2 separate regions of the Homo sapiens genome follow, and region 2 is linked to region 1. Evidence: read pairs that join two places in POLR2A ChIA-PET (ENCODE). Cell type or tissue: Panc1. All regions are shown on one strand.

What was found. Peaks named below come from ENCODE experiments on the same cell type or tissue, not always from the same donor. Only the 100,000 strongest peaks of a DNase experiment are listed, where the experiment ranks them.
Region 2: POLR2A ChIA-PET joins it to region 1 with 15 read pairs; 2 of 35 experiments call an interaction of 5 or more read pairs at or near these places.

Annotation. Positions count from the first base shown.
Region 1 is chr19:56,213,074-56,221,073 of GRCh38, forward strand. It overlaps the pseudogene RPL13P13. Among named protein-coding and RNA genes, the nearest start is that of ZSCAN5C, 15 kb to the left of the region's middle. In Panc1, no CTCF peak of the experiment used is centred here; no DNase peak of the experiment used is centred here.
Region 2 is chr19:56,076,771-56,084,770 of GRCh38, forward strand. LINC01864 (long intergenic non-protein coding RNA 1864) reads left to right here. Exons shown (of 4, transcript NR_110741.1): 2 at 1-305; 3 at 409-572; 4 at 1,342-2,031. Among named protein-coding and RNA genes, the nearest start is that of LINC01864, 14 kb to the left of the region's middle. RefSeq lists silencers at 3,858-3,917, 4,688-4,747 and an enhancer at 4,208-4,357. In Panc1, CTCF peaks have their summits at 97 and 4,057; no DNase peak of the experiment used is centred here; H3K4me3 peaks cover 946 bases; H3K27ac peaks cover 861 bases.

The sequences.
Region 1 (8,000 bases):
GTATTTTGGGAGGCCGAGGTGGGTGGATCACCTGAGGTCAGGAGTTTGAGACCAGACTGGCCAACATGGTGAAACCCCATTTCTACTAAAAATAAAAATTAGCTGAGCATGGTGGTGCACGCCTGTAATCCCAGCATTGCATTCCAGCCTCGGTGACAGGGCAAGACTCAGTCTCAAAAAAAGCGCCATGCTAGGGATGACTGAATTGAATTTAGAAGGTGCCCTTGCTTTCAGAAAAACAACAACCCAACACTGCTTAATCTACCCAACCCGGAGCCAAATCTGCACCAACCAACCACCTGGCCCACCTGGTGGCTTTTCAGACTCTGACCTTGACGATGGGACATGAGGTGGGGAAGGAGGTGGAAGCACAGCTAGGGAAGAAGGGGCAAGAGACCCACTCCCCTGGCATGATCCCTGGGGTCTTGGAGGCTGGGCCGGTCAACATGGCTGCAGTTATTTCTAGCTTTCTGGATTCCCAGAAAAAAACAGCTGTACTTCAAAGAAAATGCAGAACAAGGTGAGGTCGACGTGGAAAATCATCCCAACATCAGCCAAACGGAACTGGGCTCTGCTATCCGAGTGCACTCAGGCCAAACACCCACGTGAAGCTTTTACAGTGAGAGAAAGGAAGACATTTATTTGCAGGGCACCAAGCAAGGAGAATCGGGCAGCTAATGTTTAAGACCTGAACTCCCCCCATGGCTTAGGAGTAAGGGTTTTTTTTTTTGTTTTTTTGTTTTTTTTTGTTTTGTTTTTGAGACGGAGTCTCGCTCTGTTGCCCAGGCTGGACTGCAGTGGCACGATCTCCGCTCACTGCAAGCTCCGCCCCCCGGGTTCATGCCATTGTCCTGCCTCAGCCTCCTGAGTAGCTGGGACTACAGGCGCCATTTTTATGTATAAATTTATAAAGTTAATATTGATAATGACAGACAGAAAATAATGCCTTCTCTAAGAATGTGTGACCAACCACCATCCTTCCCTCATGGGGATGTGGAGTTTCCCTTGTCTTGGATGCCTAACAGAGCTGTCAATCACCACACATCCTAGACCGACCACATCTTTCCCCACCTCACGTAAGGGTGGCTCCAGCCCCCTTGATGTGCAATCCACAAGATTTGTGGGGTTATCCTTGATTCCTGCATTTCCCTCACATGACACACTCAGTCTCTCAACAAATCCTATACCTTAATTAATGTGTTTACTGACATGAATTTCACGCGACATAAAATTAACTGTTTTATCTGTACAGTTTAGTGGCATTTGGTGCATTTACACTGCTGTGCGGCAGCTCCTCTAGCTGGTTCCTGTGCCTGCATGTCCAGAGTCCAAGTTCTGACATTTGTACATACTCATGAAGTCATTGCCGTCATCAAGAAGCTGAACATCCCCACCATCCTCCAACGCTTCCCCAGGCTCTTCATCATCTGTCCCTCCCACAACTCCATCCCTGGACAACCACTGGTGTTCTCTGTGTCATTACAGATCACTGACAGAATTTCCTTATTTTTGCCTTTTTTTTCTTTTTTCTTTCTTTTTCTTTTTTTTTTTTTTTGAGACAGTGTCTTGCTCTGTTGCCCAGGCTGGAGTGCAGTGGCACAATCATAGCGCACTGTAGCCTCAGCTTCTCAGGCTTAACTGATCCTCCCACATCACCCTCCCAAGTCGCTGGGACCACAGGCACACATCACCATGCTCGGCTAATTGTTTCTATTTTTTTGTAGAGCTGGGGTCTCACTATGTTGCCCAGGCTGATCCTGAACTCCTGGGCTCAAGCGATCTGCCTGCCTGGGCCTCCCAAAAAGTGCTGGGATTACATGCATGAGCCAGTGTGCCCAGCCTAGGGGTAGAATTTTCTAGCGATGGAATCATACCTTATGTACTCCTTTTCTATCTGCCCTCCTTCACCTTCATAATTATTTTGAAATTCACTCATGTTCTTGGGTGTAATCAATGATTCCTTTTTACTGCTGAGTAGTATTCTCAACTTCATTGAATTGTACCCTTTGCATATGTGTGATTTATTGTATATCAACTATACCTCAGTAAAACTATACGAAAAAGATAAGGGGTTCTCTGTTTTTTGTTTTGTTTTGTTTTTGAGATGGATTCTCACTCTGTCGCCAGGCTGGAGTGCAGCAGCATGATCTCGGCTCACTGCAACCTCTGCCTCCCGGGTTCAAGCAATTCTCCTGCCTCAGCCTCCTGAGTAACTGGGACTACAGGCGCACACCACCATGCCCAGCTAATTTTTGTATTTTTAGTAGAGACGGGGTTTCACCACATTGGCCAGGATGGTCTCGATCTCTTGACCTAGTGATCTGCCTGCCTCAGCCGCCCAAAGCGCTGGGATTACAGGCGTGAGCCACCATGCCTGGCCAGGATTTTCTTAAAACTTAAAAACAAATTCAGCATTTGACCAGTTCTCCCCATTTCAACTTTCAGTATTCATGGTCAAGCCAACAGCCATCAACCTGGATGACTCTGTTGCCATCCTCACTGAGCTCCTGGTTCCTTCCCTTCCCCTATATGGGCTGTTATCTTTTTTCTCTTTTTTCTTATTTTGTTCTTTTTTTTTTTTTTTTTTTGAGACAGGGTCTTGCTCTGTCACCCAGGCTTGAGTGCAGTGACACAATCATAATGCCCTGCAGCCTCAACCTCTCAGGCTCAAACAATCCTCCCACCTCAGCCTCCCCAGTACCTGAGACTACAGGTGTGCACAACCAGGCCTTACAATTTTTTTTTTTTTGTATATTTTGTAGAGATGGGGTTTCATCATGTTGCCCAGGCTGGTCTTTAACTCCTGAACCCAAGCTATCCACCTGCCTCAGCTTCTCACAGTGCTGAGATTACAGGCATGAGCCACCGCGGTTGGCTGTATGGGCTATTTTCAAGGCATCTTCTGAGAAAACGCTAAAGAGAAGTCAGAAAGCTACTCTATGAAGGCAGAGGCATTCGTTGGAGCTCTGAGTGATGTACCTGCAATGTCTAGATTCTAGTTTTAGGAGTCGGCAGAGTCAGCCCAATTCTATGTGTCAGACCAATTCAATGACTGAAATAGTGGCAGCTCCACCTACTAGTACAATGGGTCAAGTTTTCACATTTCACTTGTTCCTACAGGATGGGGCCTGGCAGGCTTGAGTTGAGATTTATGCTTGTTTCTATGTAGCTTTGGATCGTTGTGAAAGCCAGGTCATTTCAATCATTTTGTGCAAACATCATTGTGTGTAAAAACGGTGTCCACGTTTTGTCTTTGAAATGGTCCCCGCCCTCCGCTCGTTATCGTGTTGAGAATGAAATGAGAGGACATGCTTGGCACCTGGAGATGATTGGATATTACAGCTGTGCGCCATAAGGGCAAATGGTTCCATTGTTTGATGAGCCGTCCTGGCGGTGGGTGGGTCGGTCACTTCTAAACAGATAAGGAATGGCTAGAAAGCTCTTGTACCAAACCAGCTTGAAGCAACCTCACCCACACCGAATCCCTCCACGTTTCTTTTCTTTTTTCTTTCTTCCTTTTTTTTTTTTTTTTTTTTTTTTTTTTTGAGATAGAGTCTCGCTCTGTCGCCCGGGCTGGAGGGCCGTGGTGCGACCTCGGGTCACTGCAAGCTCCGCCCCCCGGGTTCAAGCAATTCTCCTGCCTCAGCCTCCGGAGTAGCCGGGATTACAGGCACCCGCCACCATGCCCGGCTAATTTGTGTATTTTAGTAGAGACAGGGAGGGTTTCACTGTATTGTCCAGGCTGGTCTTGAACTCCTGAGCTCAGGCAATGCGCCCGCCTCGGCCTCCCAAAGTGATAGGATTACGGGCGTGAGCCACCGTGCCCAGCAAATCCGTCTACTTTTCTTTTTTCTTTCTTTCTTTCTTTTCTTTCTTTTCTCCCAACCCCCCTCCCCCCGTCAAACAACCAACAGTTTTTTAACACAGAAAGTAAGGCATAATCCAGGGCTTGGACTGTCTTTCAAGAAAACCCCAAACCCGCTGCCAGGAAGTCACAGCCACTAAGTCCCATCCCAGGCCCAGTTGCTGCCAGGAAACACACCGCGTGGAGACCCAGCATGACTGCTGACTGATTGCAAGTCCCCAGGAGGGCTTTATTTTTGCTTTTCAACATCCTGTTCTGCAGGTTCCTTGGCTCTTTTTGCCCGTATGCCGAAGAGCCGGGCATTGGGACGGGCCATGCGGAGACTAGCGAAGGCTTTGAAATTCTTCTCCTCGATGATGACTCCAGCTTTCTCCTTCTAGGCATTCCGGTTGGGCATGACCGGTCCTGTCAGCCGAGCGGCCAGTTTCAGTTCTTCAGCAGAACTGTCTCCCTTCTCGGAGGCCGAGGGCTTCCCGGGGAAGCGGATGCGTTTGGAGCGGGGCTCCTTCAGCCGCCGCACGTTGGCCTGCAGGGACTGCGCCTCCTCGGATCCGCAGAAATGCCGGCGTCCGGGCCCCCTTCTTCGCGTGCCGGCCACCCTGAGCTCCTCCAGGCGGAGGCCGCGGCCGTGCGCACCTTCGTGTGGTACCGAACCGTGGGGCAGCGCACGATGGGCCGGATGGGCCCCGACGCGGGGCAGGGGCGAGGCGGCGCGCCTTGGCTTGCCCGGCCTGGCGCCTGCGGATCTTCTGGGCCGGCTGGTTGAACCGCTTGGCCACGCGCCGCTGCAGTCCTTGGGGAAGCGGGGCTTCGAGATCGTGCCGTTCCGGCTGGGCGCCGTGGCTGCCTACGGCCCTGCGGCTGCAGACCAGAGGGGAGCCACCGAGGGGAAGGTCCCTGCGCGCGCGCACCCCATCCCCGGCCTCCGCCTCTAACCTCCCAGCCTGGGCCGGAGGCCGCCCCTAGAGCCCGGGCCCCGGTCCAATGCTGTCTGCGAAGAAGGGGCCCATCCATGCCCGCGTTGGCGGCAGCGCCAGGCCGATGGCGCTGGATGGAGCCCGAAGGCCGAGACCCCAAATCCCTCTGCTTTTCTAAGAAATCGCCCTCCAGTCTTTTTTTTTTTTTCAGATCTGTAACTTGTTTTCACCCCTGATTTAAAACAATACCACTGTTCTCCCCCAAATTTTCCTTTGATACAGTAGGTGAACAAAATAGATTTTTTTCCCCACAAATATCAGCAGACACTTCTTGGCACCCCACACTGTATTGGCATGGGTGTTAACAGTCCCAGTTCAGGTGTGCAGCCTTTCAGGTGGATGCACTGTAACAAGGATGTAAATGCGGAGCCATCCTAAGAATCACATTCAGTCATGGGGTTGCCCTTCCAAGCTGGCAGAAAAGGAACCCGGGCCAGGCACCGTGAACACACACAGTAACTCATGCCTGTAATCCCAGCACTTTGGGAGGCTGAGGCGGGTGGATCACGAGGTCAGGAGATCGAGACCATCCTGGCTAACATGGTGAAACCCCGTCTCTACTAAAAATACAAAAAATTAGCTGGGCGTGGTGGCGGGCGCCTGTAGTCCCAGCTACTCGGGAGGTTGAGGCAGGAGAATGGCATGAACCCGGGAGGCGGAGCTTGCAGTGAGCCGAGATCGCGCCACTGCACTCCAGCCTGGGCAACAGAGCAAGACTCTGTCTCAAAAAAAAAGAAAAAAAAAAAAAAGAAAATCGACCTGCCAGACTCAGCCACACGTTAGATCACCTGCGGAGTTTTATAAACTCTCAACACAGGGGCCACATCCTCAGCCAATCACATCATTACCTTAGGGCTGGACCCCAGGCATTGCTTTTAAAAAAAATATTAAAAACTCCTCAAGTGACTCCAACATGTAGCCAAATTAGAAAATGAAGCTCTAAAGAAACATTGGATGTCATTAATGGATCATAGAGCACCATGATTGAAATTAAACGGGCAGGTGGTATTATCAACACATTTTCTACGTCTGTGAAGAAGGTTGGACCCAATCACCAAAAGGGAGAACCACCACCCACCCCTACCTCCACTTCTTGAATGAAAGGGGAGTCTATGTACATTTTATGGTGGATTCCAGGTCCCTGCCTCAAAGAATGCTACTCCGAAACGGACCTGGGTGAGGCAGGATAGGCAGTCAAGGAAATGACCACGTCCTCAGGATGCTGCACGCGTGGTGACTGTACAGTCAACACAGTAAGCCTCAGCGTTCACATTGGAATTGAGTTCATTCAAGCAAGGCCATCTCCAGTAGGGTATTTCCACTGTAGTATTTCCACTGTAGAGAGAATGTGCACGTTGATCTTACCCATCCACAAACCGACACATTTCTTGTTATGATAGTAAAAAACACACACCTGGGCGGGCAGTTAAGACGCTAATGAGACATGTGCACAGCTACTGCACCTGTGTGCCCAGAAGAGCACCCAGAATATGCTTAGTAGTAACACCTCTTCCCACCCCCCTAGGTGTAATCATCCAAGACTCCCATAAAGGGGAGTCTCCCTCAAGCAGGTCTTTGCTGTCTCATCCTTGGGAGCAGCTGGCCCTGAATCCTTGCTCCCAGGATGTCCTGTCTATTCTGCCCTTAACTTTCAAGATATTGTATTTCCTCTGTAATCAATTATTCTATGATGCATCTCTCTGCTGTGGGTCTCTTGATTAAATTCCTTTAAATTAAGATGACAAGAACCAAAGTCTTACAAAAGTAGTCTTTAATAAATGAATCCAGCCTATTTGGGAAGGGACCTTTCCAGACCTCTGCAGATTGCAGGACTCTGCCCGTCAGCTCAATCAGCCATCCATAAAATGTCCTCCCAAGACCAGCAGCATGAGCACCACCTAAAATGTACATTCTCAGGTAATCCCAAACAAGTAAAATCTGAGAAATTGTCACCAAGAGGATCCTAGGGAGACGTGACAACTCAAGGCAATGTGGTGTCTTGGATGGGGAGGAAGGAAGAGGAGGGCATTGTGTAAACACTAAGGAGGCCTCAATAAGGTATGGGCCTTAGATCACGGCAATATATCCAGTCAGTTCATCGCTCCAGTCAGTTCAAAGGTGCCATCCTAATGAACCATGTTGGCAATGGGGGAAGCCATGTGGGGCATTAGGGAGCTCCATGGACTTTAGAAAGCTATTCTAAAATGAATTATATATTTTAATGCACACTCTCAGGCCCCATGCCCGGTCTGCTCAATCAGAAGCTGAGTCTGGGGCCCACCCACCTGAGGATTAACCACGCCTTCAGGGGATGGTAGTATCACTAAGACCAACTAGTCACCAGAGACTCCCAATGCCTCTGTAGTTCAAGAGTCAAATCGGGAATTTAGAGGTTGCCAAATTTAGGCCACAAAATACACCATCTGGGGCAGGGAGATAAATATGCAGAGCAGAGAGGATTCCGGGGGCAGTGAAAATACCCCCCAGGATACTCCAGTGGTGTGTACTCATGAGGCCTTTGTCCAAACCCACAGCACGTACAACACCCAGAGCGAGCCCTAATGAACACTATGGACTCTGGGTGGTGGTGATATGTCCAGGCAGCCTCACTGATGGAACAGGTGCACCACTCTGCTGGGGATGCTGGGCAGGGAGAGGCTGTGTTGTGTGAGGAGGGAGTCTAGGGGAACTCTGTGCTGTCCACTGAATTTCCCTGTGAACCTAAACAGCTCTGAAAAAGAAAGTCTAGAGCCAGGCGTGGTGGCTCACCCCACACCAGCCTGGGCAACAAGAAATCCCATCACTACAAAAAATTATTTCAAAAATTTGAATATCATAATTATAATAAAGTCTAATAAAAACAATACAGGGCACAGCGGCTCATGCCTGTAATGCCAGCACTTAAGGAGGCCGAGGCAGTTGGATCACTTGTACTTCGGAGTTCAAGACCAGCCTGGGCAACATATCAAAATTCCATCTCTACAAAAACCACAAAAATTAGCCAAGTTGGTGGCGTGCTCCTGTAGTCTCGGCTGCTCGGGAGGCTTAGATGGGAGGATTGCTTGAGCCTGGAAGGTCGCGGCTGCAGTGAGCGGTGATTATGCCACTGAACCTCAGCCTGCGTGACAGAGGGAGACGCCATCTCAAAAAAAAAAAAA
Region 2 (8,000 bases), 140 kb before region 1:
CCAGATGTGGTCTGGGCAGTGTTTCATCCCACCAGGAATGACAGTGCATCTGCAGCTCCCAGAGGGCTCTCTGACACCCTACCTCCAACTGTGAGCAATCATCTTTACCTCCTCATCCAGAGGAAGGAGGCCAGCGGGATGCAGAGCCTCAGCAGCTTCAGCCCAGGCTCAGGGCTGAAGTGGAGAAGCATCCAGGCCAGTTCTGGCATTGGTGGAACCAGCTGGGCCGGGGGTTGCCCCAGGTAAAAGGAACAGGACCCATCACTGAGACCACAGGACAGAGAACACTGAGAATATAGACTCAGGTGAGATGCACGGTTGAGGCTCGTTTGGTTTCTGAGAACCAGCATGTTGGATTATACCCAGAATAACTAATCCTTTGCCCAATTTTCCCATTTTCCCTCCCAGACACAAAATAGGACTTACTTTCCGGCTCCCTGAAAGCTGGGCATGGCCATGTGCCTTGCTGTGGGGGATGAACCCAGAGCAGAAGAAGTGTGTGTCGCTTCTGGCTGGAGACTTCAAGAGCAGTACACGATTTGCCAAGTCTCTCTGCCTGGCCACGGCAAATGGTGAGTCCCAGAGAGTTGACAACGTGGAGCAGAGCTCCCCGCAACCCATGGCAGGCACGGAACACAAACAAGATAAAATGTTGAGTGTTGTGAGCCCCTGACATGGGGGCTGTTTGCTTGCAGCATAACCGGTCCTATCCTGACACACGCTTGGGGTTGGGGGTCACAAACTCAAATGCCAGGCAGGCGATGTGAGGGACCACGTGGGAAAGAGTGGGTGAGGACTTGTTCAAACACAGGTGACAGGCTGGGTGTAGCGGCTCACGCCTGTGATCCCAGCCCTTTGGGAGGCCGAGGCGGGCAGATCACCTGAGGTCAGAAGTTCGAGACCAGCCTGGCCAACATGGCGAAACCTCATCTCTACTAAAAATACAAAAATTAGGCCAGATGCAGTGGCTCACACCTGTAATCCTAGCACTTTGGGAGGCTGAGGTGGGCGGATCACCTGAAGTCAGGAGTTCAAGACCAGCCTGGCCAACGTGGTGAAACCCCATCATCTCTACTAAAAATACAAAAAATTAGCCGGGCGTGGTGGCTGGAGCCTGTAATCCCAGCGACTCGGGAGGCTGAGGCAGGAAAATCACTTGAACCCGGGAGGCAGAGGTTGCAGTGAGCCGAGATCACACCACTTCACTCCAGCCTGGGTGAAAGAAGCTCCATCTCAAAAATAAAAATTTAAATTAAGGCAGATGCCGGGCTGTTTACCAGTCCAGCTTTTCTGTACCTCACCTCCGATTTCTGTACATCTTTCCCTTTTTTATGTCTACAGATCTTGCACCACATGGTCGCGCTGGAGTCTCTGTGAATCGGCTGTGATTCTGGGGGCTGCGTGATTCGCGAATCATTCATTGCTCCATTAAACTCCTTTAAATTTAATTCGGCTGAAGTTTTTCTTTTATCAGAGAGGAGACATGTGAGACATGTTCCTTCTCTCTCTGCCCAATTTTCCTGTTTTCCTTCCCAGGAGGACACAGGGAGAAGGCCACCGTCCGCACGCTGGGAAGCAGCCCTCACCAGACACCAGACATGCCAGCACCCTGATCTTGGACTTCCATCCTCCAGAACTGTGAGAAATTAGTGTCTGTTGTTTAAGACACACACACTACGTATTCTCTTAGAGCAGCCTGAACAGACTAAGCAGGGGTGTCCAAGGTAGAGAATACAGTCATAGGTTCTCAGTTTCTGTTTGCGGTTGGACCAGTAAAGACCCTTCCTCATCCCTCTTTTCCACTTATCACTAGAGACAGAAACTAAAATCCATGATTTCAGGCTGCTAAAAGCCTAAAACAGAACAGCAACAAAATAAGGTGGGTTGGACGAGCTTGGTCTACAGCAGTATGTTTTATTTGGTTCTCATGGAGGTATTCCACTGTTTTTCTTTCAACATACTGTTGCTGGCTTGAATCATGGAGATATTAAGGAAGAAAGTCTAATAATTATGATGTTACATGTTACTAAATCTGTCTTGCCAGCTTCTCTATTTAAAAAAATATATATATCAGGCCAGGTGCGGTGGCTCACGCCTATAATCCCAGCACTTTGGGAGACTGACGGGGGCAGATCACTTGAAGCCAAGAGTTTGAGACCAGCCTGGCCAACATGGTAAAACCCCATCTCCAAGAAAAATAAAAATTAGCCAGGGTGGTGGCGCACACGTGTGGTCCCAGCTACTCAGGAGGCTGAGGCACAAGAATCACTTGAACCTGGGAGGTGGAGGTTGCAGTGAGCCAAGATCATGCCACTGCACTGCAGTGTGGGTGACAGAGCAAGACTCTGCCTCAAGAAAAAATAAATAAAAAATGAAGGCCGGGCGCGGTGGCTCACGCCTGTAATCCCAGCACTTCGAGAGGCCGAGATGGGCAGATCACGAGGTCAAGAGATCAAGACCATCCTGGCTAACACGGTGAAACCCCGTCTCTAAAAATACAAAAAATTAGCCCGGCATGGTGGTGGGCACCTGTAGTCCCAGCTATTCGGGAGGCTGAGGCAGGAGAATGGCGTGAACCCGGGAGGCGGAGCTTGCAGTGAACTGAGATCATGCCACTGCACTCCACCCTGGACAACAGAGCAAGACTCCATCTCAAAAAAAAAAAATGAAAGCTCTGGCATCGTTAGGTCTGACTTCCTACTGGTGACCACAGTCAGTGTAAGCTGGAAACGGAGCTCCTTTCTCCTGGGCTACAGTGCTCTGGTTTCCCCACTCTACCATCTCACACTGGCTCCCTTATTAGCCTGGTGCTCTCTCCAGCCCCGTAGGATGCACTTGTAACCCTGAATCCACCCCATGCACGGAGCTGGATGGTTTGGGCACAACTCCCTCTTTTGGCTTTAGTTGAAACACTCATTCCAGGCTCTTGGTTTTACAAATGAGAAAATGGGGTTTAGCAAAGAGAAATGAGTTTTCAAACCAGAGGCCAGTGGTTAGGCTGTGCAGCCACCTCTGCTCTCCTCCCCTCCCTGTGTCAGCAGGGATATTCCGGAGCCTGGTCTGAAACTGCTGAGCTCGAAGGGCTTGGATCCAACAGTGCTGATCATGACCACGGAGGTATGGCCTGGTCACTAGGGAGAGAGCTGAGCTCGAGGGGCTTGTGTCCAACAGTGCTGATGACCACAGCGGTGTGTCCTGGTCACTGGGAGCGGCTGGGCTCTAGGGGCTTGTGTCCAACAGTGCTGATGACCACAGCGGTGTGTCCTGGTCACTGGGAGCGGCTGGGCTCGAGGGGCTTGTGTCCAACAGTGCTGATGACCACAGCGGTGTGTCCTGGTCACTGGGAGCGGCTGGGCTCGAGGGGCTGGTGTCCAACAGTGCTGATGACCACAGCGGTGTGGCCTGGTCACTGGGAGCGGCTGGGCTCGAGGGGCTGGTGTCCAACAGTGCTGATGACCACAGCGGTGTGTCCTGGTCACTGGGAGCGGCTGGGCTCGAGGGGCTTGTGTCCAACAGTGCTGATGACCACAGCGGTGTGGCCTGGTCACTGGGAGCGGCTGGGCTCGAGGGGCTTGTGTCCAACAGTGCTGATGACCACAGCGGTGTGTCCTGGTCACTGGGAGCGGCTGGGCTCGAGGGGCTTGTGTCCAACAGTGCTGATGACCACAGCGGTGTGTCCTGGTCACTGGGAGCGGCTGGGCTCGAGGGGCTTGTGTCCAACAGTGCTGATGACCACAGCGGTGTGTCCTGGTCACTGGGAGCGGCTGGGCTCGAGGGGCTTGTGTCCAACAGTGCTGATGACCACAGCGGTGTGGCCTGGTCACTGGGAGCGGCTGGGCTCGAGGGGCTTGTGTCCAACAGTGCTGATGACCACAGCGGTGTGGCCTGGTCACTGGGAGCGGCTGGGCTCGAGGGGCTGGTGTCTTAACAGTGCTGATCATGACCACAGATGGGACATGGTCACAAGGGGGCGCCACATCCCACTTTCCTACCCTAACCGCCTCCTCCCCCCTCAACTTTCTTCCAGCTGGGGCGCTTTGCATTTGTGGCTATTGGTGCGTGTGAACAAGCGCTCCTTGCGCCCCACAGGGCCTCTCCCCTGCTGTGGCGCCGCCTGGACCACGCTTCCTGAACTGCCCTTGGAAGTTCCCCTCTTTCCTCGCGGCTCAGCTTTTCCGTCCACTTACTCGCCCGTGTTTATCGGGCACGCACTTCCTGCCAGTGGCTCTGCTAAGCAAGGGGACACGGCGGTGACCTCGACAGGCACAATCTCTGCCCTCACGGGGAGTGGGAGTGGTTGCGGGGGGGGACACACACAGATGATGACTGAAGAGACAAAAAGAGACCCCTGGGGGTGAGACATGGAGGAAGTCCTGGGCATGGGCAGGTGTGACAGGCAGCTGTGTGGGAGGCGGGTCCCAGGGGAGTGAGATCCAGACAGACCTGGGCAAGAGGAAGGGGACCCTCCACCCAGCTCACTTCCTGCTCTGAAGGCCGCAGTCTGTATCCCTGAGGGCAGGGACTAGCGTGTCTGCCCCGCTGCATCCCCAGTGCCTGGAGCGGACGACGAGTCGAGGGTGACTCCACCAGGCGGCTACGGTGTCAAAGCAGCTCCGGCGTGGGGTCCGACTGTCCTGAGTTTGAATCGGGTTCTCCATTTACTGAGCGTGTGATCTAAAGTGAGTGGCTTCACTTCTCTGAGCTGGCTGGCTTCTCTGTGACCAGCGACATCCAGCCATGTCTAAACAGTGTGGGCAAAGCCAGGCAGCTGAAACCAACTTTGCTGTGTCTTGTTTTAAGTCCTGGAGAAGTCCCTTCCCTCTGAGCCTGCTTTCCCGTCTGTAGAGTGGAGGGTTAAAAGAGGTTGTTTTGTTTTGTTTTGTTCTGTTTTGTTTTTTGAGATGGAGTCTCACTCTTTTGCCCAGGCCGGAGCGCGGTGGCACTATCTCGAATCACTGCAACCTGTGCCTCCCGGATTCAAGCAATTTCCTGCCTCAGCCTCCCGAGTAGCTGGGATTACAGGCGCCCACCCCCACGCCCAGCTAATTTTCATATTTGTAGTAGAGACGGGGTTTCGTCATGTTGGCCAGGCTGGTCTCAAACTCCTGACCTCAAGTGATCGGCCCGCCTTGGCCTCCCAAAGTGCTGGGATTACAGGCGTGAGCCACCACGCCCGGTCTAAACAAGGTATTAGTGAAGCACCTGACACACAGTGGTGCACATTGAACCGTCACCTTGCTCCCCAGGGTCCCAGCTATCAGCCATATCCAAGCCCTCACTGCGGAGAGTAGATAGGAGACAGTCACTTCATACATTCTTGGGGACATGATAAGCGTCTGACCTCTGGGGAGGGTGATACAGCTGGATCTGTTGGGATCCAAACGCACATTCCCCTTCATCTTACAGTTCCTGTCAGGACAAGCAGCACAGGGTATGGGTCGGATTTGGTCCGATTCTTCCTGCTGCATTGGTACAGTAGCAGAAGACTAGAAACAGGCAGACTGCACGTCAGTCAGGAATTAAACACTGTGTCTGCACAAAGGAACGCTTTGAAAGTGTTTTTTAAAATAAGAAATGTAGATAGGGCTCTTTGGAACAATCATAGGTAGATACATAAATAGGTATAGTTGATAGATACATAGATAGCTAAAGATAGATGACAGATAACAGATAGGGTACACAAATAGATTATTGAGAGATAATAGATGGTGAAGATAGGAAGATCACAGATATGTACTATGGAGGTAGATGATAAATTGACACATATCTATGTAAGTAGATAACAGATGATATACATGTATGATATAGATTATAGATGATAGACACATGGATGGTGTAATGATAATAGATGACAGATGACTGATACATAAATGATAGCTACATATAGATGACAGATATAGATAATTGATGCATAGAGGGAATAATAGAAGACAATGGATTGGTATATAAATGATAATATATGTAGATAGATGATGTATAGTGGATATATACATGATACATGATGATGATAGAGATACATATGTAAGGGGCAGAATAATATGCAAGGAATGCTTTCATTTGATAAATTTATTTTATTTATTTATTGAGACAGAGTTTCGCTCTTGTTGCCCAGGCTGGAGCACACTTGTTTGTGTTTATTTATTTTAGTTTTTGAGACAGAGTTTCACTCTTGTTGCCCAGGCTGGAGCACATTTGTTTGTTTGTGTTTGTTTATTTATTGAGATAGAGTTTTGCTTTTGTTGCCCAGGCTGGAGTGCAATGGTATGATCTCAGCTCACCGCAACCTCTGCCTCCCAGGTTCAAGCAATTCTCCTGCCTCAGCCCCCCGAGTGGATGGGATTATAGCCATGTACCACCATGTCCAGCTAATTTTTTGTATTTTTATTAGAGACAGGGTTTCTCCATGTTGTTCAGGCTGGTCTCCAACTCCCAACCTTAGGGATCTGCCTGCCTCGGCCTCCCAAAGTGCTGGGATTACAGGCATGAGCCACCGCACCCAGCCTGATAAATTTACGTTTTAAACCCACTTGTAGATTCACTGAGTATTTCAAGGGATAATGCAGGAAGAAGAATGAGGAATTTGGGAGTTGAGATTTGGTAAGTAATCTCTTCCTCAAAGTATCCATTACTTTTTTTAAAAAAATCTTATTTGTGACCAAACATCAATTGCTGATCCAAATCCCCCTGCCAGAGTCCCCACCAGCCTGAATGAGGCTGTCCGTCCACAGTCTACTTGCTGTCATGGCTAGTGGCCACCCCACTTCACAAGCATCCCATAAGGTACAGATAGACTGATCTAAGTGTTGGCATTAGATTCTGACTATTAAGCTCTGCTACTTATCAGCTGTGAGAGCCTGGAGGACTATTTAACCTCCCCAAAGCCTCTGTTCCCTTATCTGTAAAATAGGAACAATACCCTCTTCGAACTGATCGGGAGGCGTTAAAAGGGAACGCGTATGGATTAAACTGAGCTCCATCATCCCAGACTCAGCTGTGGGGGTGGGGGTGGGGGGTGGGGTGGGGGGGGGGGGGGAATCTCTGTCCATGGTGCTGAAAGACCGGCGCCAGAAAATAGGGAATTTCTGGATAGACTTGTCCATCAAGGCAGGAGAGGAGGCAAAATCAATGGTGCCAGAGGCAACTCCGTCCCCACCCACAGCCTCTTTGAGTGGTAGATATGAGGGGAAGGAGGGTGGATGTATACCACAGACACACACATACCCACATGCGCACAGACATACATATGCACAAAGATACAGATGCACCATCCACACAGACATGCATTCATACATGCAGAGACACACACAATTCACATGCATGCACTTCTCTAAGGATGGCCTGGAGTACACCAGCCCAAGATGCTCTATAAATGGAAGGTTTTCTGACAGAACAAGTTCAGAAAATGCTGCATGTTTTCACCTACCCCTGCCCTGGCCCCCAGCCCCACCCGGGTATACAGAATCATAGTGGAAAGTTCTGAGCCGGGTGGGTGTGGGGGGCTAGTTTTATAATTCATCCAGTCGACTAAATCTTGGCTCAGCACCTTCCACCTGCCAAGTACTGTTCTGTGTATGAGAAAATTTCAATCCGGCAGGGTGCAGTGGCTCACACCTGTAATCCCTGCACTTTGGGAGGCCAAGGTGGGTGGACTACTTGAGGTCAGGAGTTCAAGATGAGCCTGACCAATATGGTGAAACCCCATCTCTACTAAAAATACAAAAGTGAGCCGGGTGTGGTGCTGGGTGCCTGTATTCCCAGCTACTTGGGAGGCTGAGACAGAATTGCTTGAACCCAGGAGGCAGAGGTTGCAGTGAGTCCAGATTGCACCACTGCACTCCAGCCTGGGTGACACAGCGAAACTCCGTCTCAAAAAAAAAAAAAAAGAAAACTTGAATCCAGCATTTTCCCAGGTTATTTGAATACAAGATCCTGTTTTCTCCAAACATCTTAACAATATTCCCTGGAACCTACACTCTCCAGGCTACCCTTAGGGAAACGGG